Linked DNA regions of Mus musculus: all the other regions are linked to region 2. A link is a loop called in an ENCODE intact Hi-C map of the cell type or tissue named here. Cell type or tissue: heart. All regions are shown on one strand.

The links. Peaks named below come from ENCODE experiments on the same cell type or tissue, not always from the same donor. Only the 100,000 strongest peaks of a DNase experiment are listed, where the experiment ranks them.
Region 1: a loop joins it to region 2, with 11 times the contacts of the local background. A loop is called at or near these places in 8 of 42 quality-filtered maps.
Region 3: a loop joins it to region 2, with 5 times the contacts of the local background. A loop is called at or near these places in 3 of 42 quality-filtered maps.

The regions. Positions count from the first base shown.
Region 1 is chr10:31,501,214-31,509,213 of GRCm38, forward strand. It overlaps Rnf217 (ring finger protein 217), which reads right to left. Exons shown (of 6, transcript NM_001146349.1): 4 at 4,560-4,761; 5 at 2,538-2,609; 6 at 674-1,518. The coding sequence ends at 1,445. Among named protein-coding and RNA genes, the nearest start is that of Gm51764, 56 kb to the left of the region's middle. In heart, a CTCF peak has its summit at 3,275; no DNase peak of the experiment used is centred here.
Region 2 is chr10:31,604,738-31,612,737 of GRCm38, forward strand. Rnf217 (ring finger protein 217) reads right to left here and starts at 4,988. Exons shown (of 6, transcript NM_001146349.1): 1 at 3,647-4,988. The coding sequence starts at 4,447. In heart, a CTCF peak has its summit at 3,881; DNase peaks (open chromatin) are centred at 3,894, 4,494 and 4,964; H3K4me3 peaks cover 3,413 bases; H3K27ac peaks cover 2,544 bases.
Region 3 is chr10:31,462,349-31,470,348 of GRCm38, forward strand. Gm51764 (a long non-coding RNA gene) reads left to right here. Exons shown (of 3, transcript XR_003948861.1): 3 at 1-549. Among named protein-coding and RNA genes, the nearest start is that of Gm51764, 18 kb to the left of the region's middle. In heart, a CTCF peak has its summit at 3,674; no DNase peak of the experiment used is centred here.

The DNA of each region.
Region 1 (8,000 bases), 100 kb before region 2:
TAGGCATCTCAGTATCTCTTCTTTGTTTTAATAAACTTAATGATGAAAGCAGAGAAATAGAAATAGAGCTGTGCTGTTAAATTCCATTTCCTCACTCAAAAGAACTTCCTGAAAATATTTTCATTTGCTTCCTTCTCCAAAAGCAGTTTATGTTTTGAAGAAACTATGTATATAAAAAGCTGTTTTCACGTTGTCTCTCTATAAGGAGATATCAACATATCATGTACCCACATAGTAAACATAGGCAAAATCCTCCAAAACTAGTATTTATTTTTGTAAAAAAAAACTTGAGGACAAATAAAAAAAAAAGATAGGAGAGGGAACATTCAATAATTTTTAAAAACTTGACCTAAATCAGAATTATCTAGGATTATAAGGTAGTAATTAAATAATGAGCAGAATGGGGATTAAATTAACAGTTTAAGCACTTTTCTTCAAAGCAAAAGATTTTTTTTCTTTATTAAATAATCCCAGGACAGGCTAAAATATGTGTGTCAAAGTCCAAGGAATCTGAAAAGAGCAACTGTTGGAAACGTGGGACTTTCTGAAACCATCCGTATGGATTTGCCAGTTTACAATGTTTGGTATGTGTCAGAGTGACATCACATACGATGCTGTGTGTGCGTGTGACCATAGGAAGAGCAAGAAACAGACAGTTACCATGGAAACAATCTGTTGTTGACATTGGCTTTAATTCAGTACATTACCAAGTTAGGCCCACAAAAATAACCATCAAGGCTGAAAGGTTCTATGAAAATAGACATGGAAATAGGCAAGCACATGGTTATGGAGCCTGGTTTAATACGGTGTTTATATACACACATTCACATCCTTACATAGACGGACCAGTAACTCATGGTTCTTTTCATTAATTTAGTTTCATTAATTCCCTCTGGGTGCTGACACTTTTTTTTTTAAAGCAATTACAGTATCCAAAAAACAAAACGATGATACCATTTGGGTTACAGAGGACAATTAGGTACATTTGGTGAACTTTGATTTATCTTCTGAAAAGTGGCTTTGTTTGTTGAGACAGGCCGGATTCAGCTATGCATACCATGTCTCAGAGACAGCCCGGGGGAAGCACAAGGTTCAGACAATCCAAATAACACTCCAGGTGAGGTATCCTCAAAAGACATCTGAGGATATCCTGTTCTCAAAATATTTTCTTCCAAGAACCACAAAGGTGAGAGTTACTATATAAATGTATATAGTTAACGAAAGTGACCATTTTTTTAAAAAGCAGCAATCTGCTTAAGGAAAGGACAGGATGCCATGTTGGGAGTGCACCGTAGCTAGAGGCACTGTGGTCTGCAGAGAACCACAGGAGACAAGATGGCAGAAGTTCCTCTAGGTAGTTTTAAGGATCCAACTCACAGACAAGTGCACCATCCTGCATGGCTCCTCCCGGTACCGGCTGACATCATGTGAAATCCTCTGTGGATTACCAGTGCATACCTGTCCGTGATCGCTTTCTCTGTTTTTTACAAAGGCAATATATAGGAAATACAAATAAACCTAGAGATTGAAAAGAAATGAAGGCAATTAGGGAGGAAAGTGCTGAGGTATGTGTGTGTGTGTGTGTGTGTGTGTGTGTGAGTGTGTGTATGTCTGTGTACACATATATGTGTACATACATATATACTTAAATTTTCCCAATTTTACTTATTTACAAACTAATTTACAACAATAATTATTAATAGTTCACAAACATAAAATTAGTATGGGATGTGTTTTCTATACGACTTCATTCTTTCTATTTCCCTGAAGTCCTTTGACCCCTTTATCACCTTCAGTCATACAAGTCTAATTAAAAAACCACCAGCACAACAGAGCCAATGTTTTCTAGGAAACCGTCTAGCCTTTTGTCCTTGTCTTTATTGTCACAATCCTATAATGTGCACACTATAATATTTATTTCATTATTGGTTGGCATACATTTTATATAAGAACATACATGTGGTTCCTAAAGTCCCAACTGACTCTAATGACTTAAATGTGAGATATTTTGTAATTCTCTCTGCCCCACACAGTCACTATCTATAAAGAGAAGTTCACATGTGGAAAATCATTTAATTCAGGAAAGCACCCCGTTTTCTATAGGAATAATGATCAATGTAGCTTCTGTCCAGAGCGTTTAGGTTGGCATTTCTAAAGGTCTGCTTCTCAGAGCAGCGATGGACTAATAGCATTAGTAGCATCTGGACCATTTTAGAAACGTAAACTCATGGGTCCAGCCAGCACACTGTGCTAGAAACTGACAGTAGAATCTAGCAATGTGTGTCTGCAACAGACTACAGACTATCATGCTGTTTGAAAACTACTCCTTTAATACATATGTTTATATACTAAAGTCTCATAAACACATCCTGTAGGAAACATGTTCCTCTGACTTATATGCCCTGAACTGCATGGCTGTTTTAAGCAAGGCAGAGCAGAAACCACACAAACTGACTGACTCACACCACCACATGTACACTCACACGGTCTCTACTGCTGTGGGAGAAATCTAATCTCAAATATGTCACGTGTCTTACCGATTACAACTGCTATGGCCCCTAGTGCCAATCCCAAAACCAGGATGAGAGGCGCAATGAAGAGCTTTCCAGCTGAAAAACAAAAGTATAAGAGTTAAAGGCTCTCACTGCTGAGTTACAGAGCAGTTACAGTAATCCTTAAAGAAGCATAAGAACAATTAAGGGCACATATAGAACTGATACATGGTGTATGTACAGTGCCACAAAGCCATGGGCAGATGCCGTGTAGCCACAGGTCCCTTACTATTTATACCCAAAACAGACTATAATCCTTTTCACTGATGCGCTTCAGTCTCTGTGCTTTTCCTTTAGATTTCTCCTACTTTCAACGTACAAAATGTTGAACGATTAAGAATGGAGTGACTCAGAGGATAATCTATTGAGCTCACAAAGTTAGACAGCCAGTAGGGATCAGAGAGGGTGTCTGACCAGCCCCATGTCTAAGAACAATGCTTTATTTACTTGCTAGATAAAGAGGGACATCATATGAATGTCTAACAGACTGAACTCCAAATGGGATGCCTGAAGACAACTGCTAGGGGAACTTCCCACTGCGTAAGTGATGTGCTGGAAGTTACCCAAGTGAATCACTGAAACAAATGTTAACAGGCAGCATTGTAAGACAGCTCAGTGCTGGCAGGCACAGCACGCTTGGCAGCACCAGCGGTTTCTCTGCTGAATGAATATTTGATCTGTGATAATAATCACCATTGTTACATGTAACTGCAGCCCAGAAGCCACTAGAGGACTCCCTATATCTCTAAAAGGCTCCAACATAGACAAAACCAGGACAGTTACTTATTTCTTGTTACTGTGCTGTGACTTTTGACATAACCGTACAAACGAAATGTCACAAAGAGTGTGAAGGGAACAGGAAGTCTGCAGTAGTCACACAGCTACTTAAGAATCACACAGCAATACCATCTATAAGTTATGATCATTGACCAATGAATGAAAGATAATTCAGCCATTTGTTGGGAGTTTGGCAGGAAAAATTAACTTTTTTAATTCATAGAAAACAGTTTTGGAATTAGATGACTAGATATAAAAAAATACAGTTTTAAATATCAATTTTAGCATTACTTAATACCTAGTATTTAGATATGAATTGTTGTCCATTTAACATAATGCCCAGACATACGTTTTTTTCTTTTGCTTTACACAATAACAAAACTCAGTTAAGTGACATGAAATCTTATTGAACAAGGGCATGTGTATCCATAGAGCTGTGTGGAAGAAGCTAGAATACAGTACAAAGGGTTACATATTATAAACATACAGCTTAATCTCTTTAGTAATATATCCTTAAAGTATCCACCAAGACATTTCTTCACAGCATCAGAATATAACTGTCAAGTAATAATAGCACTGACATTTTCTTCCCAACCATCACGGAATACAAGGAGCAAATATCTGCCCTTTAGAAGGAATAAACTTGACAGTGTAGGACATGGACTGCTAAAGATGATTTTGAGTGGAGTAAGCACGCTTTCTCTTATTCCAAGATCAGTAACAATTCTCTTAGAACATCATTTTCAATAATCAAATATAATTTTTCACAACCATAAATTATATCTTATTTAAACATTTTTAATTTAAAATTTTGTTTAATTTCTGCTATGACAATCTACCATTGATTGTGTCTTAACATTTACTGTTTTATTTGTTTATTTCTTTGGGATGTGTGTGCTTTTTCATCATTGTCCCATTTCATATTCTATAAACAATCAACAGCACATCCTTGTGTTTAGATACCTGTTAAGTCCATACATTCTTCTTGTCAGCAATTGGCTTTCCCAGGGTTTCAGAAGCGCTGATCATGAAAGAATGTCATGTTAACAACCTTAACTTTTCAATTTTGTTCATAAAAGGAGTGATTCTCTTCTCACTCTTTGGTAAAGGACCTACTGGAACCCCTGGCCCATAGCAAGCCCTGGAGATTCGCATGGCTGATATTCTCATGCTATTGCCCTTCCTCGGATCCTAAGGAGGCACCTGAGAGCAATCATGTGTGCTACTTACCACAGACTGACCCTCGAACTAATCTTCTTAAATGAGGTCTCTCTGGGAGGTAGCGATATTTGCATCCAAATATACTGAGGTTTGATGTGTGGTCTCCGAAAAACCGGAGCTGGCGGTATCTCTCTCCACATCGATAGCAAAAATTAGTGTTACACTGTGAACAAGTCATATGGTCACACCCTTCTGTTCTCTGGATATGGATCTGGATAAAGGGACAAATAGAAGGAAATGCAATTAATGTGCTTAAAAAGTAAAATATGTCAAGTAAAATAGATCGGTTTTACCAAATTAAAAGTCTTATGAGCATCCCTGAAGTGAAGTTTTCAATTTGTTTATAATCGTATTTATAAGGTTCCCAATATTAGTTTTACCATTATGATCCTGTAACATGGCTTTAAGAAATGCATACTGGGGAATATTTTAATGTAGTTAGGAATTTTATAATTAAAACAAAGAGTCAAACCTGCCAGAGTTTGTTTGATGCTTAGCAGGTAAGTTGTTGCCAGAATCTACAATTTCACTTGTGACTCTACTCTTTTCTCCTCAGGTACACAGAGTTAGTGGTATGTGGTCAAGGGCATATGAGCAGTTACGTTTCAGGGTCCCCATTAACTCAAAGCTGATGATCCTTGCTACTGGTCACCTTCCCCTTTCTCTTTGTATACAGTTTCTCTTTGTATATGCTATCCCATAGCAGTGGATGCAGCCTATCAATTATCTGAAGGTCCCTCTTGAAGGACACATGTAAACTGTAAATAAAATCTGATACAAGGCCTCCCGGGTACTAGCTACTATAGGAGTTTGATATTAAGGTCCCATTGTAGTAGACAGAAATGAAAAGCAAAATATTTTTGTATCCATAATATAAAGAACTAATTATTTCATTTAACATCTCATAATTAATATAAAAATGAAATGTAATATTATAATACATAATAATAAAACAGAATCAATATTCCTGAGGTTATTTACATATAACTCAATAAAATATAGAATACCTAAAAAGTAAAAATAGAATTTAGTTTTTAATTTTGGTGTAGTTCTCATTTAGTCAAAAGACAGAATAAAAATAAAAGAACTAATAAACATTCAATCCATTTAAAAATTTTATCAGCACAGGTCAGTGTATAAAATTTTATCTTTCAATAAGAAATGTTTACTTTATTAATCAGGAAAAAAACGACATTGTTATTTCTGTGTGATTGTTACCAACTGATATTTTGCTCTAGATGCAACACTAAACTCTTATTTTAAAAGAATCTTGAGGCTGGAGAGATGGCTCAGTGGTTAAGAGTCCTGGCTGCAGTCTCTGGATGGCCTTTCCTTCAGTCTCTGCTCCACACTTTGTCTCCGTATCTCCTTCCATGGGCATTTTGATCCCCCTTCTAAGAAGGACTGAAGTATCCACACTTTGGTCTTCCTTCTCCTTGAGCTTCCTGTGGTCTGTGGACTGGGTCTTGGGTATTCTGAGCTTCTGGGCTAATATCCACTCATCAGTGAGTGCATTCCATGTGTGTTCTTCTGTGATTGTTTTCACTCAGGGTATTTTCTAGTTCCATCCATTTGCCTAAGAATTTCATACATTCATTCTTTTTAATAGCTGAGTAGTACTCCATTGTGTAAATGTACCACATTTTCTGTATCCATTCCTCTGTCGAGGGTTCCTCATCTGGGTTCTTTCCAGCTTCTGACTATTATAAATAAGGCTGCTATGAACATAGTGGAGCATGTGTCCTTATTACATGTTGGAGCATCTTTGCTGACAGGAGCCTGATATAGCTCTCTCCTGAGAGGCTCTGCCGGTGCCTGACAAATACAGAGGTAGATGCTCTCAACCAACCATTGGACTGAGCATAGGGTCCCCAATGGTGGAGCTAGAGAAAGGCCCCAAGGAGCTGAAGGGGTTTGCAGCCCCATAGGAGGAACAAAAATATGAACCAACCTGCACCCCTCAGAGCTCCCAGGGTCTAAACCACCAACCAAAGAGTACACATGGAGGGACCTATGGTTTTAGTTGCATATGTAGCTGAGGATGGCCTTGCCAGTTATCAAAGGGAGGCGAGGCCCTTGGTCCTGAGAAGGCTGGATGCCCGAGTGTAGGGAAATGCCAGGACCGGGAAGTGGAAGTGGGTGGGTGGGTGGAGGAGCAGGGGGAGTAGAGATGGGATAGGGGGCTTCTGTCTTAGTTTACGATGAAGGGAAGTCTCTGAAGCAGGTATGAACACTGTAATCAATTGTACAACAACATGTCTCCTAAACCATAAAAAATTCTATGAAGAAAAGGAGAGTGTATGGGAGAACAGTTAATGGGAGGGAGTGATCTGGTGTTAAGGGCAAGAGGAGGTTTATCTGAGAAAGTGACATTTATAAAAGGCAAGAGCATTGTACTCCCCAAGTGGAGTTTCAGGGAGGCACAGTGTTCTCAGCACTGGACTTCTGAATGCATCAGTGAAGTGTTGCTTATTCTGTACCTTAATTATCTGCATCCCTCTGCTTAAACTCTGACAAATAAAGTCCTACGTCGGTCCTGATTATATTCATATTTTCATTTACCTATTCATGTATTATTTTTGTTAGCATTGTATCTGCATCAGTGTGTATGTATGTGTGTATGCATGGGGCTGAGGGGCAGTGCATACATTTCTAGAGTATGAGACCAGAGGGCAGGAGAGATCGGTGTTGTGTATGCTCTCTGCAGTTTCTTTTTGGAGATACTGAGAGCTGAGTTTTCCTTTTAACACTGCTATCATTGTGTCCCATAAGTTTGGGTATGTTGTGCCTTCGTTTTCATTAAATTCTAAAAAGTCTTTAGTTTCTTTATTTCTTCCTTGACCAAGTTATCACTGAGTAGGGCATTGTTCAGCTTTTATGTTTTTGTGGGCTTTCTGCTGTTTTTGTTGCTACTGAACACCAGCTTTAGTCTATGGTGATATGATAGGGTGCATGGGATTATTTCAATCTTCATGTATCTGTTGAGGCCTGTTTTGTGACTGGTTATATGGTCAGTTTTGAAGAAGGTACCATGAGGTGCTGAGAAGAAGGTATATTCTTTTGTTTTAGGGTAAAATGTTCTATAGATATCTGTTAAATCCATTTGGTCTATAACTTCTGTTAGTTTCACTAAGTCTCTGTTTAGTTTCAGTGTCCATGATCTGTCCATTGCTGAGAGAGGGGTGGTGAAGTCTCCCACTATTATTGTGTGAGGTGTAATGTGTGCTTTTAGCTTTAGTAGAGTTTCTTTTATGAATGTGGGTGCCCTTGCATTTGGAGCATAAATGTTCAGAATTCTTAGTAGATTTTTTTTCCTTCGATGATTATGAAGTGTCCTTCCTTATCCTTTTTGATAACTTTTGGTTGAAAGTTGCTTTTATTCGATATTAGAATGGCTACTCCAGCTTGTTTCTCCGGATCATTTGCTTGTGGAATTGGTTTCCAGGCTTT
Region 2 (8,000 bases):
AATTTCTGTCTTCTTTCAAAGAATACAGCATTGTTTCTCAGAAGAGTCCACTTAACCAGGCATGATTCCAACTCGCAATTAATATGCATTTTAATGTTTTTATAAAATGTTTAATACTGATTTTCTTTACATTCTTAAATATTGTTAAATAATGCACTAAGCATGTGGCACAAACTCAAATACAAAGACGTCACTAATAGGTCTAACACATCCTTTGCCCCATAAAGGTCTTAAGAGGCCTTGAAGTCAAGGCTTGCCACATTTGTTTAGAACAAAAATCTTATCAGATGAGAAAAGAAAACATGCAACATCTCCCCTGCCTATTTTTGTTGCTGTTGTTGTTTTGTTTTTGGCATTGTGAATCAAACCTAAAGAGTCACACACAGGCTAAGTAAACACTCCCCCACTGAGCTATATATAAGTCCAACCTCCTGCCACTCCCTACCCCCAACACACACACACACAAACACACACACACACACACCTTCTTTAAAATTAGAGACAGGGTCTCACTACATTGCTCATGGAGACTTTGAACTCACAAAGTTGACAGGCAAGCCTTGAACTTGAGATCTCTCTGCCTCAATCTCCCAAGCAGCTGGGATTACAGATCTGTACCATCAGGCCTGGCTGCAACCACATATTAAGACATAGTTTCACTCCGGCACTGGTAGATTCTCCACAGATCGCTGTCTACAGTTACATTTCACTGAGGAGAAGATTTGGGCATAGATGACGGTAAAACACAGACCTCTGAATATAAAGATGATGAGATGTTAAAATTCAGGATCATATCAGAAATATTACAACCACGATCTTGTACTTTATCCAATGGAAAAAGGCTTAAGTTTGTATAAGCTAAAAGTTTGCTTAAATTCTTTTAGATAGAATGGTAAATGTAGCCTATTTTATTTATCGGCCTTCAGTGTTTATCTTTTACCTTAAATACGAAAAATATCCAGTGCAAAATTTAGCACCTAAGCTTTCTGGGGTGACCTTAGGTTCTTTACAAATTCAGTACCTATTGAGCAAATATCTGTCATTTGCTAAATAGGCAGAAATTAACAAAATCATACAGAAACTCCTGTTTTCACAGAAGCTATCTACTTAGGTACAAGATACATTAGTGCTATGGAGAAAAGCTAAAACCCAGGAAGAGACACAGGAGTGTAGGGTAAGGCTCAACCTTTAAATGGTAGCCACAAAGTCTGGGGAAATTGTTCAGTTGCTAAGAGTTTGCAGCCTACATCTTGAGGCTCTGAGCTCAAATGTCCAGCATCCATATAAAATGTGAGCATGCCTGCAACTCCAACACCGGGGAGCAGAGGCAGGTGGACTGCAGAACTCATCCAGATAGCCTATGTGAAACACTTCCTATGCTTCAGGTTCAGTGAGACACTGTCTCAAAAGGAGGAAGGAGAGAGCAGGACATCCAATATCTTCCTCTAGCCTCTGTGCAAGTGCACAAATGTGCAAAACCCATGCACACACATGTGCAAATGCATACCTACAAAGACACTCTGTGAAGACCACAAGGACGATATGTGAATATACAAAGGTGAGGTGGTAGACAGAACAAGCCAAAGGACAGGGAGGCAGATATCTAGACACAGAGAACAAGTACAGTGTCCTAAGGTAGAAGCGTGCCTGCCATTCTGGGCTTAATTTGTGCTGTGATTGTTTGAAATAGTGTCTATTTCATGCTGCTGAGATTCCTGCAGGTTGTTTTGGGAGGTCAGGAACACCTGATGTCATAGATTGCAGACACAGTTCAGAGAGTGCTGTCACTTCAAAGGAGTCTGTTGTAGGTGCTGCATGCTGTGTGCTGTGAAGACTGAGGACTCAGCACTCAACCTGTTCCTCTCCCCCCTCTCATTGCAACTCAAAACACCAACATCCTAAAACCAACTTATGCTGACAAAAAGAAAAAGAAACTGCTTCAGAGAAAGGGCCTATTGTAAATAAAATGAAACTGCTAGGCAGGGTATCAATCCACCTGAAATACCGACCTTGAACATAAAACCAGCTGGTGTTTGTAAGAGCACTTAGTAGGTAAAGATTGGAGTTGGGCATAGTAGGACAAAGTTAATCACAGAACTCAGGAAGAGGAGGCAGTAGCCTCAAAGGTTAAAGGCCAATCTGGGGTACTTAGCCAGTTAAAAGGCCACCATGGGCCACACAGCAACCTCCTGCCTATGAATGAATAGATGAATGACGAAATAAATAAATGCTAAGTGCTCCTTGGTATTGGTGTTTACATCACATTAGATGCTACTCTGTAGTATATATTTGAAGGAATTTGCTCTCACCACGACTTCTCTGGAGCAAGGCCCATATCTTAGGAATGTCTGGATCCCACCATAAGGCTGTGCACACAGCATTATCCATACAAGGGTAATGTCATAGAAACAACCCCAAACAAGCAGCAGACATTCCTGTTTAAATCTCCACCGGTGGATACATCCCAAAACAGACACCATGGTCTCTCAGGGGCATGTGGCTAGTCTCAGCTGCTTGGGCCGAGCTCTTGTTAGTGTAATGTTCCACTCCATGTAAGTTTGCCTTTGCACTTCCAATTGGGCACACTCCACCCTTTCAGACCAGACTCCAGCAATGCAGCTACCCACAAAATACACAGGAACCACACTGTTCAGAGCCCGGTTCAAATGCCTTCAGCCGATACAGACAAACAAATCAGTGTCCAGTCTACGGAGACAAACAGGCAGGAAGGGAACAATTTCAGTGCAGGGACGATTAGAAGACACATTTTAAAAATATCTGAGCAGTGGCCTGGAAGCTGAGGTAAAGCAGCGTCTGGCACAGAAACGCTGGCACCTGAACAGACAAGGTTTTGAAAGATGAATAGGCCTAGGACAATCAGACATGGGATCAAAGGGCATTAAGGATTGTGCAAAATGCTGTCAGAAACACCACAGACTGAAAACCATGAAGGAGGGTTTCTCAAGCTTTCCAAGAAAAAAAAAACCAACAAGCCCGTCAGAAGAGGGTGGAGGGAGGGAAGGAAGTTCTGCGTTCCCCTGTTTGGTTAAACCTTTGGTCTCTCTGCTTTGTTTTGCTCTTTCTGTTCTGTTTCTCTCTTGAAGAGATAAAAGTATTGTGCTGGCTTAAAATTTCAGTGGAAAAAAAGTATTTTAACTTCGGTGTGGAAGGGTAGGCAAGAGTTTTTTGCTCTTTCTTCTTTACATTTCGCTGGCTATATACAAAGGCAACGAATTTAAAAGGCAGGTTATCACAGCCCTGACATACTAATTCCAAACCTTCTCCTCACCAGGTCCACAAATATTTATTTTATGCTCACTGTCTGTTAGTTTCTGGGATGCCAGGCCTGTGAGGCAGTCTTTCTACTTTCCTGGGAACAAGCTCTTGCATGCAATCCACAGACAAAATAATCAGAGGGCAATCCACCTCATTCCTCTAGCAGCTGCCAACCAAAACCTGAATCTCAGAGCAGAGTTAACCAGCCAATAAACCAGTGTGAGTAAAATACATTCAATAACAACTAGAACGCCAGCAATTGCTGGAGACCCTGGATAAGGGGACCGGTCACCTCTGTCCTTGCTAGGAAGTTTAATGCCTTGCCATGGCGATCAGGGCTGAGGGTGGGCAGAGAGTAGTGGAGAGTTACCTGAGAGCTCAGGTAGATTTTGAGGCACTCCTCGCACACCGCCTTCTTGCAGCAGGGCAGGGGCTTGATGGGTTTGTCTTCCAGGCACACCCGGCACATCAGCACCATGAGGGGCGCATAGGGGTCCCCTACTCCCCCCAGGCCAGAGTAGGGTGGAGCCCCTAATAGGCCAGGCACGGAGAAGGGCTCCGGAGCCAGGTAGAACTCCAGCTCGATGCTGCCGCCGTCGGGGGAAAGGGGGTCAGCCGGGAGCGACAGCGGGGAGCTGGGGAAGGAGGGCGGCGGGCTGGCGGGAATCGGCCCCAGCGGTGCTTGAGGTGGGGACTCCGACGGCGACGGGGACTCGGCGGAGGGGGCCTCGGGCAAGTCGCTCTCCACGCAGTACACGGAGCAGAGGACTTGCGGCTTGGCGGGGGGCGGGTGTCGCTGGGCCAGCACGTCCAGGAGCAGCCCGTCGGGGGGCTGCTGGCCGGGGGGCGCCTCCCGTGGCCCCGCTCCCTCCGCCTCGCGCTCCAGCTGCAGTTCCAGACTCTGGGGGTCCAGGGGCCCGCTGAGTGGCAGTCGCGCGGGCTGCCCTGCCGGGGCCCGGTTGCTCGCAGGCTCCTGGACACTCGCGTCCACGCAGCCCGGGTCTCTGCCGCCGCCGCCGCCGTTCGGCCGTGAAGAGGAGGCTGCAGCGCGCGGCCCGGCTGTCCGGACGCGGTCCCCTCGCGGCCTGGGGGACTCGGGCTGGCCCGCCGAGCCTCCGCCAGAGGCCCGCGCCCCGCCGCTGCCGCTCACCGTGCTCTGCTCCTCGCCCATCGCCGCCCGCGGCCTGCGCCGCCGCCGCCCATCCAGCCGCCCGGACCCCCAGCCGGCGCCGGGCAGCGCGGGCAAGCGGCTCCGCTCCACTCGCGGCGGCCCTTCTGCTTCCGGATCCCTCCTCCGGGGCCGGGACGCCCCAAGCGCCCTCCGGGGAGCCCGGGCTCCCGGGCCGCAGCGTGCGGGCAGCCGGCTCCTCCTCCTCCACCTCGTAGTCGTCGTCTTCCTCCTCGTCCGGCGCGGCCGGGCACCGCCTCGAGGACTCCGAGGGCCTCAGGCTGAGGGGGCCCGGCCCGCATGCACGTCGCGGCGCTGCCGCGGACCCGCGAGTCCCGGGTGGGGCGGAAGAGTTCCCGGGAGGCGGGAGGAGACGGTCAGCCCCGCGCCATCCCTGCCTCCGCGGCGGGGCGCGCAGCCGGCGATCCCGAGGGTCGCCGGGCCTGTGGCGTCACCGAGAGGTGGCCGAGTCCGCAAGCAGTGGCTGGTGTCCCTGGAGGAGAAGCGGGAGACCTCCCTCTCCTCGTGCAGCACCTAGGGCCCTGCTCCCTCCCCTCACCCCACCCCTTTGGCACACACCTCCCCACACGTACACACATACGCGCGCGGGCGCCCACGCACACAGTCGCACGCACACAGGAGTGAGGGTGATCTAAGCTGAGCTGTGCTCTCACCCCTAAGAATTCCCACTCGGCCCCAGCCAAATGCTTAAGCGCTTGCAGGCGCCCCTTAGTGCTCTGCTTTAAGTAGAACTTCCGACAAAAACTGCTGGACCCTGGGCTCTGGACGGAGAACACACTGGGATGTCACGCTCGAGAAGTAGAGGCGATGGTGTGCATTCTACCTGGTGCGATAGGAAGGATCTTCGAAAACCATAAATAACCCAAAAGCACTTGTCGTCTGCTCCTCCAACTATAATATTTACAAGCACTAAGGAATAACTAATCTGACATTTACTGCTTTTCCTCTGCTCAGTGTTCTCTCGCGAATTATTTTTGTGGGCTCTTGGGGTTTTGTTTGTTTGTTTGTTTGGTTTTTGTTTTGTTTCTGAACCCCTTTAAGTGGGTAGCCTGGCCTGATTAATCAGCTGGATCATCATTAGGAATCAGGGAAACTTATTAACATAACCATATTCATACCCAAAACTGTTTCCAAGGCAACAATTATATCTCAGCCAGAACTTAATTATGTGTTGATCTATCTTTATTTTACAGGAAGTATTAGTCACCCAAACACTGGTGTGATTTAGTTTTCTAAAGCCAATGAAAACATTTTTGGGAAGCCAACCATTTTTATTTTTTTAAAATAGGGAGGGAATTCAATTTACACATTCATGTCAAAGGAAAAATCTGTTAAATGTGTAGATTATTTTTTAACCTTGAAGTTGTTATTGATTTGTTCTAAAATATTTTCCAAGGCAAATGCAAAGGCTACAAGGGAACTAAGAATTCAGTATTGACCAAGCAGAGACCCAAAGGTCATGGGTTTCAATCAGGTGCGGTTGAAGCTCAGGTACACCAGAGCATGGTGACTTGCCGCCAGATGCCCTGGCACTCAGTAGTCTGACCCAAGAATGAAGAATAACTATTTTTTGATGATTAAATGGTACTCAGGCAGCCTGGAGAGATAGCTCACTCACTCAATCCTCAGTATCCACCTCAGAAACACAACCCGCTGGAAAGCCCAGACAGGTAAGTGGACGGATGTTGCTGGGACTCCAGAAGACTCCATCTCCCTGTTCAAGGATTGCCCTTTCTTTCCTTACCAGGACTTCTTCCTGCTACATGCTGCTAGCATTTCTGAGCAACATGTCATCTTCCTCTAGGTAAATCCTCTCGTGCCTGACTCCTGGGCCTGGCACCTCTAGCATGAGGTCTGGGACTCACAGGTCCCCAACAGCACAGAGGAATCATAACGCAATCCTATAATGGTGGGTCTTTGCTCAGTCTATCCCAGGTTCATGGAGCACCACTGATAAGTGTGCTGATGGGATTTCTTTCTTTCTTTCTTTCTTTCTTTCTTTCTTTCTTTCTTTCTTTCTTTCTTTCCTTTCTTCCTTTCTTTCTTTCTTTAAAAAAAAAAGAGTGAAAATATAGTTACTAGCTGGGTAGTGGTGGCACACACCTTTAATCCCAGCACTTGGGAAGCAAAGGTCAGGTGGACCTCTGAGTTCAAGGCCACTTTTGGTCTGTAGAGTAAGTTCTAAGTCAACCAGAGCTACATGTAGAAAACCTCTGTCTTAAAAACAAACAAACAAACAAAACAACAATGGCAAAAAGAAAAAGAAACAGGAAATATAGCATATATATATATATATATACATATATATATACATATATATATATATGTGTGTGTGTGTGTGTGTGTGTGTGTGTGTGTGTATAACAAAATTTTCACAGACATACTATAGACGTTAATATTGTCTCTGCTCAGACCATCAGCTGACAAACTGTATATGGCTGTTTCTGCAACAAAAGTGTCTTTAGTGTCCTGCCTATATCACTTTCAACTCTCAGCATGTCCTAACCTGAACTGAACAACTCCCATAATCCTCCACCTTTAATATCTGAACTCAAATTCAGAATTCAATGTCAGATCCAGAACCTTAGGATTCTCTTAATGACTTTGTAGTACTAGTCATTTCTATTATCACCTTTTTTTAACCTGCCCTTTGAATATGGCTTACTTGGGGCTTCCTTGAAAATTTTTAGCCAGATATTAGACTATTTAAAAACAAAATTAGCTAATTAGAAAAAAAATATGTGATAATTTAGACTCTAAATCACTTTAATTGTGCATATAAAAGCTATAGTGAAATTCTCCTGTCATGGAGAAAAATGCGTAATGTTAAATATCATTAAACAATTATACGGAAAGTACTAGAAGTAGGCAGATCTCTGTGAGTTCAAAGACAGTCTGGTTTACAGAGCAAATTACAGGAAAACTGGGGCTCTTATACAGAGAAACCCCGCCTTGAAAAACAAAAAACAAAACAAACAAACAAAAGAAACAAACAACAACAAAAACCCTGCTATGGGGGCTGAGGAGATGACTCAGCAGTTAAAAGCACTGAATGTTCTTCCAGAGGCCCCAGGTTCAGTTCCCAGCACCCACATGGCAGTTCACAATTGTCTGTAGCTCCAGTTCCAGAGGCTCAAACATCCTCACACAGATATACACAGATATACAGGCAAACACCGATGCACATGAAATAAAAATAAATTTTAAACAACTTTAAACACTAGATTTGTGTGTTCACAGGACAGTCCTCTAACTATTTAAAAGGGCACAAAGAAACCAATTATTTAACTAAACTGTGAAGTGACTAAAGAAGCCTTTCTGGACTTCTGCTCAGCTACACAGTGGACTCTGGGTCTCACCTAGTTTTCCCGCTCTTCATCTGAGGAGAAAGAGAACTTGATTCATGAAGAAAAGGGAAACTGAGTGCTTAACAGAGATGCAAAAAGCTTTGTCTTCGTTTCCACCTCAACCCATTAAGAAAACTCCAAAGAGGAAAAATTAATGAAAAAGTTAGCAAGAACACCAAACACTGTCT
Region 3 (8,000 bases), 140 kb before region 2:
TTGCCATGACTCCATATGTTACTTCTATCCCTCTCTTTGGCATGGCAAACTGTTTTAATACGTCTGGGACACATTCTATAGGAATGCTAAGTTCCCTAGATGGCAATAGAACCATAACCCTCGATATATCATCTCTGCCACAATGCCCTGCAATCCAGAACACGTTGATTCTTTGTGACACTCAGGCATATCATCGCCTACCCATCAGCTGGTTAGGAGTTTGCACATTGGTACTCCTTTTTCCTGAACTGGGAGTAATCCAGGGAAATGAGCCCCTGCCAATCCCAGATGTAGATATGATAGCTGCCCAACATAAGAGGGCAGTTCAGGTCGTGCCACTCTTGGTCACTATGGCAATAGCCATAGATGTTGGTACTGGAATTGCAGGTCAAACAACTTCCATGACCCAATATAATACATTCACTTCCCAATTTAAAAGCGATCTTCAAGAATGACTGAGGCTGTGCTTACTATCCAGAAACAGATCGATTCTCTGGTAGCTGTGGTGCTTCAGAACTGATGGGGGCTAGATGCCCTGACAGATAAAGACGGTGGCCTTTGCCTGTTCCTCCAAGAAGAATGCTGTTTCTACATCAACCAATCTGGGATAGTGAGAAATAAAATCCAGGAGCTACAGTCAGACATAAAGAATTTCAAGGAACATGAATTTCTGGGATTTTCGAAAACCCTATATGGAAGTGGATACTACCTTTTGTAATGCCTTTTCTAGTCATCCTCCTGGTGTTATTATTTGCTCCCTGCCTCATTAATCTTGTTTCTACATTCCTTCAATGACAAATAAAAAAAAAATCTAACCAAACTATGAATCAGTTCCTGTTACAGGACTACCAGTCACTGCCCACAGAAGATCTGCTGTCCACAGAGAAACCTGATGCGAACATTTACCAAGTGGATCCCGATGGTGAAAGTCAGCTGCACACCAAAGTTGATGACACCCCTAGACAGCAGGAAGTAGCTTAAGAGACACAATACCCTCATTCCCTTTTCACCATCAGCTTCCCCCTTCTCTCTTTTCCTTCTCTTTATAATAACAAGAAGGGAGGTATATTGGTATCAGGACCTCTGAAACCTGTGACATCACATAGGCATGACCCGCACACCAATTGCCAAGTTAACAGCCACCATATTCCCAGAATCCACCTAGCTCACCTCCCAAGTTTATCTGTGACTACATCAGCATCCATAAATAAAGGCACCCCTGATCTTTCTCCCTTTCTCTTTCTCTTTTCTCCCTTCTCTTTCTACTGCCACCTTGCCCCACACCCGACCCCAATAAACCTCACATGGAACTATTTGGCCTGGTGTGATCCTTCTGAAGCCACGTGACAATCAAGATCATAACACCAAACAATAGTGTCCACAGGAAGAAAAACAATGCTGCTTTCACCCATGGTTGAGGTAAATTTGCACAGAAGCATCGAAGGACAGTGGAGCAGTACACAACAAAGTTGAAATATTGGAGCTTCAGTCCATCTAGCTCATGCCTGGGTCTCCATCTCATCAGAACTGGAAGAATCTTCCTTAACCCTGTCTGTGTAGAAGGACACATGCACTGACTATAATAACCAAAATTTTCAAACTTGTAAATTCCCATCAACATGAATTGCATAAATGAAGTGGATAAACAAGGGTTCTATATTTATGTGAACTATTATAAGCACCAGGAAAAATCTAGTTATACTTTCAAATATTCCTATGGTTAAATCTGGAAAACAGAAGGAATCCAAAATCACTACCTTTCAATACGTTGGCTGTACTTGTTTTCCTTAAAGTTTGAAAAAAGTGCAATGCAATGTGTGCCGCCTGGACAACTATGAATGGAGTGCAATGTAAATTTGTAGACCAAGATTGTTTGAACCTGTTTCTTGTTTCTTAACTCAGTTGTAGGATTCCCAAGTGTGAACTTGGAAAGTAACATTCTGTTGCAGTGTTCAAAGGCTGGTCTGGTCTAGAAAGGTGTGTATGACAACAGTATAAATTATCCAGGAAGGAGGGGTGGACATTTCAGGACAGTGTGAAGGAAGGAGCATGCCAACTGGAGCAGACCACAGGCTTGGATCATTTCTATAGAGTTTTATTAAAAAAAAAAAAAAAACAAACGGATACCACATGAGTAAAAATGCAATGTTTTGATAGAACTGGGTGGGGCACCCTGATGAGAATTTCTTCCTGGAAAATCATGAATAATGCCCGCAGCCTTATAAGGGTTCAGTGACAAAGTAGGATTCTATCAAATCCACTCTGAGTAACCAATAAGTTAATTGTGCTTACTTGTAAGAGCTGGGGGAGACAGGAGGGGGAGAGGGAGACCCTAGGGGAGGAGAAGGAGGAGAAACTACAGTTGGAATGTGATGTATGAGAGGAGAATATATATATATATATATATATATATATATAAATTTTAAAAACTAATTATAAGATAATAGGCAAAGGGCTGCTTTTAGGAGTTTGGAGGACCCCAGAGAGTTGGCACTGGAAAGTCTTTGCCTGGCCAAAAAGATGGCTTCTTCTAAGCTGCATAGATGTTCATACCCATTGCTGGGATGCTACATATTTTGCATATCTATTCTATTTATTAGTCCATCTATTTTCCCACTGGAGTAATTAAAAAAAAAAAAGCTTTTCGGTCATGAGCTGGGTCAACAGTTTAAAGTATTCACTTAAAACTGAAGGAAGCTGATAGGACAGGACAGGCTCCAGGAGTTCTCAGGCAGTGTCACAGCCTAACCAGCTCAGAATGGGAAATTCACAACTGCCCGCTACTGTCTGTCAAATGAGCACAGAAGCTTCTTCTGAAAGATGAATGAAATCAATCTAAAAGCAAGGTTGATCCAGCAGGCTGCTTGTAAAATTCAATATCCTGCAGAGGAAAAAAAATCATTTTTATTCCTCTTATATAGTCAGAATTTTACTTTCTATTTTATTATTTTTTATTTCACCTCCCCTGATTTCCAACCTACTTATCTGCTAACATCACACACTAACACATGCACGCATGTGCTCACTTACACATAAACACACATACACACCTACACTCATGCATACGACAAATCATAAGCATTGAGTTTTGAGGGGAAATTGTGAATATGCAGTGGCCTCATTTACAGACTAAATAATGACTTTCTGTCAAGCAAGCCCACAGTTCTCTGTTTTCCCGATGACCACTGCAAGTACTGCCTCAGGTCCAGTCAGGATCTGCATACAAAGTCAGCCATTTGTAGCAGCTTTCAGTTTCCTCGGTGAGGCAAGTGACTCTGTAACTTCCTGTGTTCGTACATTTAGTATCTGTTGAGGAAACGCTATCACCCCTGTCCTCCAAAGTAACTTTTCATAAATCTTGCAGATTCAATTCTAAAAACTTGCTTTTCTGTGTGAAGTTTCCTTAACTCTTTATACCATGAAATCCACCAATAGGGAATTAAGTTTCCAAAGTGTTATAGGAGGTTATTTTTTTCTATGTTTATCATTAGGCTATTGTTTAGTGTATATTAAATCTTACTCATTTTTCATGATAAAAAGTTGGTGTATGAAATACTTTAAAAATAAATCAATTTCAATAGAAATATTTAAAACTCACAGCTCATCTAGACAAGGCAAAATAGTTTGTGAATTAGCGATTACAAATAGATTCAAAACTGTGTTGTCCAAAATGAACACCAGGGGATGCCAAATCATAAGGATGCTAAAATAAGCCTGTAAAGGAAACCCTTGTTTCAATGGAAATACCAATGAGAATAAGAGCCAGCATTTCTTGATTATGTATTCCATTCTAAGCACTTTTTCTTAGCCAATTTTCTTATATAAGCTCATTTTTCCTCACAATATCTTTAAAATGAGATGTTATTATCTCTATTTTGTAGATAGGATATGTCAGATGATAAAAATGTTTATGTTGCTTTGCTTCAATTTGTGGTTTACATTGCATCCAACCTTATTCCACGCACTGTCCTAGGGTCTGATATGGATTAGCTCAGCTACAATTTGCAATAACCGCACGATTCATGTTGTATCGCACCCTTTGTTCTCAATGCCTTGATTGAAACCTAGGGAGATTCTTGAATTTCCTCCAAACACATGTAAGGCATAATTGGTTCAAACAACGTCTATCTGGAGCTGAAGCTTCAGTTTCACTCAGTTGAATAAACAATGACAGATGCACAATAAAATCACTCAACTTATCTTACCCTGCTCTTTCTCATTGGACCCAAGTACACACCTCAAATACTCATGATGTATGCCATTTCTCCATCTAGTATTAAGTTAGGGTTTCAGAGGCAGCATACCAAGCAGCATGTGGCTACAAAGGCTTGACATTCATTTCATTTATTTATTTTATGGCTCATGTGTTTACAGTTATATGTACATTATGGAAACAAGAGAATGAGTCCATAGGACTAACTTACCACCACAGACGACACTCATGCCAGGTGCTCATTTCACCACATGCTATGCTAGAGAGGCTACAACAAAGGAAGAAACGCTACAAAGAAAATGGCTTTGTGGGATTCTCAGCCACTCTTGAAATGAAATGGTAACATTTAACTGAATTGGATCAAGAAAGCATCCTATAGAAGAAGGAGGGAGGAAAAAGAGGAGGAAGGAGAGAGGGGGAAGAGGGGAAAGAAAAGAAGGAGGGAAAATAAGGAGAGATTATAGGCCATTGGTAATAATTGTGGCTTTAATTTCTTGATTTTTCACATAAACTTATGTGTGGTTCACTCAAAGAAACTTGCATTAAAAAATGTGGGGGGTTAGAAATGCCATGAACAAAATTTAAAGTTATGAAAATTTAAACATGATAGTAGTCCTTCCTTAGTATATATTTATCCACTTAGCTAGTTTGAGGCACAACGCTTTGAGCATGGTAGACAGTGTGATACCATAACCGTGGCCTTCAGAATGTTTATTTTGCTAGTAAGTGACCTGAAAGAGTCAGCAGACTGGTATGTTTTCCAGTGAGTAAGATAAACACAGAACACCGCACTGCCCTTCCTAGACTGCTCTGGTTTTTCTGTTCTGGGCTCTGGGATGAACTCCCCTTCCAGACCAGGATTTCCACCTTCCTTTTGGCAGAGCCGAGCCAGCCTGCACTAGTTAAAAGCTTGCTCATGCTGCTTGTGCTGTGAGCAAGATCCCAGAGGTTTCAGAAAGTTATAAGCAGTATGCTGGGTTCCGTAGCTGAAATTTAGGCCATAAAAATGAATTATGAATTCTACAAGCACAGTTGTTAGTTTGGGCTTGATTTTCAAGATTTATTTTATTTTTATTTTATGTATATGTGTATATAGGCCACGTGTGCGGCAGTGCCCAAGGAAGCAGAGGAGGCCACTGGATCCCCTAGAGCTGGAGTCACAGGCTGCTGTGAGCTGCCTCAGGAAACGAAACTCCGAGTGTCTGAGCCATCTCATCATCCCTAGCACAGTTTTTAACGGAGAACAAGGAAGGGGAGCTACTTTTGCTCTGTGCTGTCTTTCCTGGGTGTCTAGTGTTTCCTAACAGTATACTCAGCTCTCAACATCATTTTGACCTTCCATTTGTAGTTGCTGAGAGTTCAAGGTAGACTGCATGGACTTTCCGGTGTTGTCCTTCTTCTCATTGGCAAGGAAAGGCCAGCTCCTCAAAACCCCTCCTTGCCATACTGCTGACTCTTGGGCTTGCCTAGTCTCCCTGTCTGGAGTGGTTATCTGTTTTCAAGAATGCCACTACAAAGTACTGCTACACGCCCTAAACAATGGAAAGAAAATTTTTTTTTCATGGATCTGTAGAGTCTGAGATTAAGACTAGAGGGCTGGTGTCCTCTCAGGTCTCTCTCTATGAGTCGTGCTCACCCCAACACCTATACCCCACCTCCATTTTCAAACTATCTTTCTTCTCTGAGTACCTCATCTCTCTCTGTGAAGATAGTGTGAAGACTGAGTTAACATCTTCCCTAATGATGTCATCAAAAAGTAACTGTCTCTTTAAAGCAGTGGTTCTCAGCCTTCCTAATGATCCGACTCTCTAATATGTATATATGTGTGTGTGTGTGTGTATATATATATATCCCCTCATGTTGTGGTCACACCAACCATAAAATTATTTGTTGCAACTTCATAACTGTAATTTTGCTACTGTTATGAATCATAATGTAAATATCCAATATGCAGAATATTTGATATTAGACACTTGTGAAAAGGTTGTTTTACCCCAAGGGGTAGGACAACAGACTGGTTGAGAAATATTGCCTTAAAGACTTCATGTATAAGTGTGGTCACATTCTGGGACAGTAACAGTTAGGGTATTGATTTGGAAATGGAGGGCACAAATCCATCCAGTGAGGGGTTATTGTTATAATGTGAATATTTTGCTAGTTAATGTTTTGTTTCCTTCCTAATTAATGTGTGGACTGGCAGAAATAGGCAGTGACATTCACTCATGATCTAGATCTCTTACTTCACAGTCCATGAGAGATCTGGGGGGTCTGGTTGGTTGATATTGTTGTTCTTCCTATGGGGTTGCAAACCCCTTCAGCTCCTTCAGTCCTTTCTCTAGCTCCTCCATTGGGGACCCCATGCTCAGTCGAATGGTTGGCTGCTAGCATCTGCCTCTCTATTTGTCAGGTTCTAACAGAGCCTCTCAGGAGACAGGTATATCAGGCTCTTGTCAGCAAAAACTTCCTGGCATCCACAATATTGTCTGCATTTGGTGATTGTATATGGGATAGATCCCCAGGTTGGGCAGTCTCTGGATGGCCTTCCCTTCAATCTCTGCTGCATTTATTGTCTCCATATTTGCTCTTGTGAGTATTTTGTTTCACCTTCCAAGAAGGACCAAAGCACCCACATTTTGATCTTCCTTCTTCTTGAGCTTCATGTGGTCTGTAATGTGAATTGTATCTTGGGTTTCACAAGCTTTTGGGCTAATATCCACTTATCGGTGAGTACATACCAGGTATGTTGTTTTGTGAATGGGTTACATTCATTTTGGATATTTTCAAGTTCCAGACATTTGCCTAAGAATTACATAAATTCATTGTTTTTAATAGCTGAGTAGTAGTACTTCATTGTCTAAATGGATCACATTTTTGTATCCATTCCTCTGTTGAAGGATATCTGGGTTCTTTCCTGTTCTGGCTATTATAAATGAGGCTGCTATGAATAGTGGAGCATGTGTCCTTATTGGAGCATCTTTTGGGTATATGCCCAGGAGTGGTATAGCTGAGTCCTCAGGTAAAATTATGTCCAAATTTCTAAGGAACTGCCAGACTGATTTTCAGAGTGGTTGTACCAGCTTGCAATCCCAACAATACAGGAGTGTTCCTCTTTGGTATTAGGTCTTCTTTGAAGATCTAGTAGAATTCTGCATTAAACCCATCTGGTTCTATGCTATTTTTGGTTGGAGACTTTAATGACTGATGCTATTTCTTTAGGGGTTATGGGACTATTTAGGTGGTTTATCTGATCCTAATTTAACTTTGGTACCTGGTATCTGTCTAGAAAATTGTCCATTTCATGTATGTTTTCCAATTTTGTTGAGTACAGGCTTTTGTAGTAGGATCTGATGACTTTTTTAAAATTAATCTGTTTCTGTTTTTATGTTTCCCTTTTCATTTCTGATTTTATTAATTTTGATACTGTTTTTGTGCCCTCTGGTTAGTCTGGCTAAGGGTTTATATATCTTGATTTTCTCAAAGAACCAGCTTCTGGTTTTGTTGATTCTTTGTTTAGTTATTTTTGTTCCTACTTGTTTGATTTCAGCCCTGAGTTTGATTATTTCCTGCTTTCTACTCCTCTTAGGTACATTTGCTTCTTTTTGTTATAGAGCTTTCAGGTGTGCTGTCAAGCTGCTAGTGTAAGCTCTCTCCAGTTTCTCTTTGGAGATACTTAGAAGTATGGCTTTTCCTCTTAGCACTGCTTTCCTCGTGTCCCGCAAGTTTTTAAATGATGTGCCTTCATTTTCACTAAATTCTAAAAAGTCTTAAATTTCATTCTTTGTGTTTT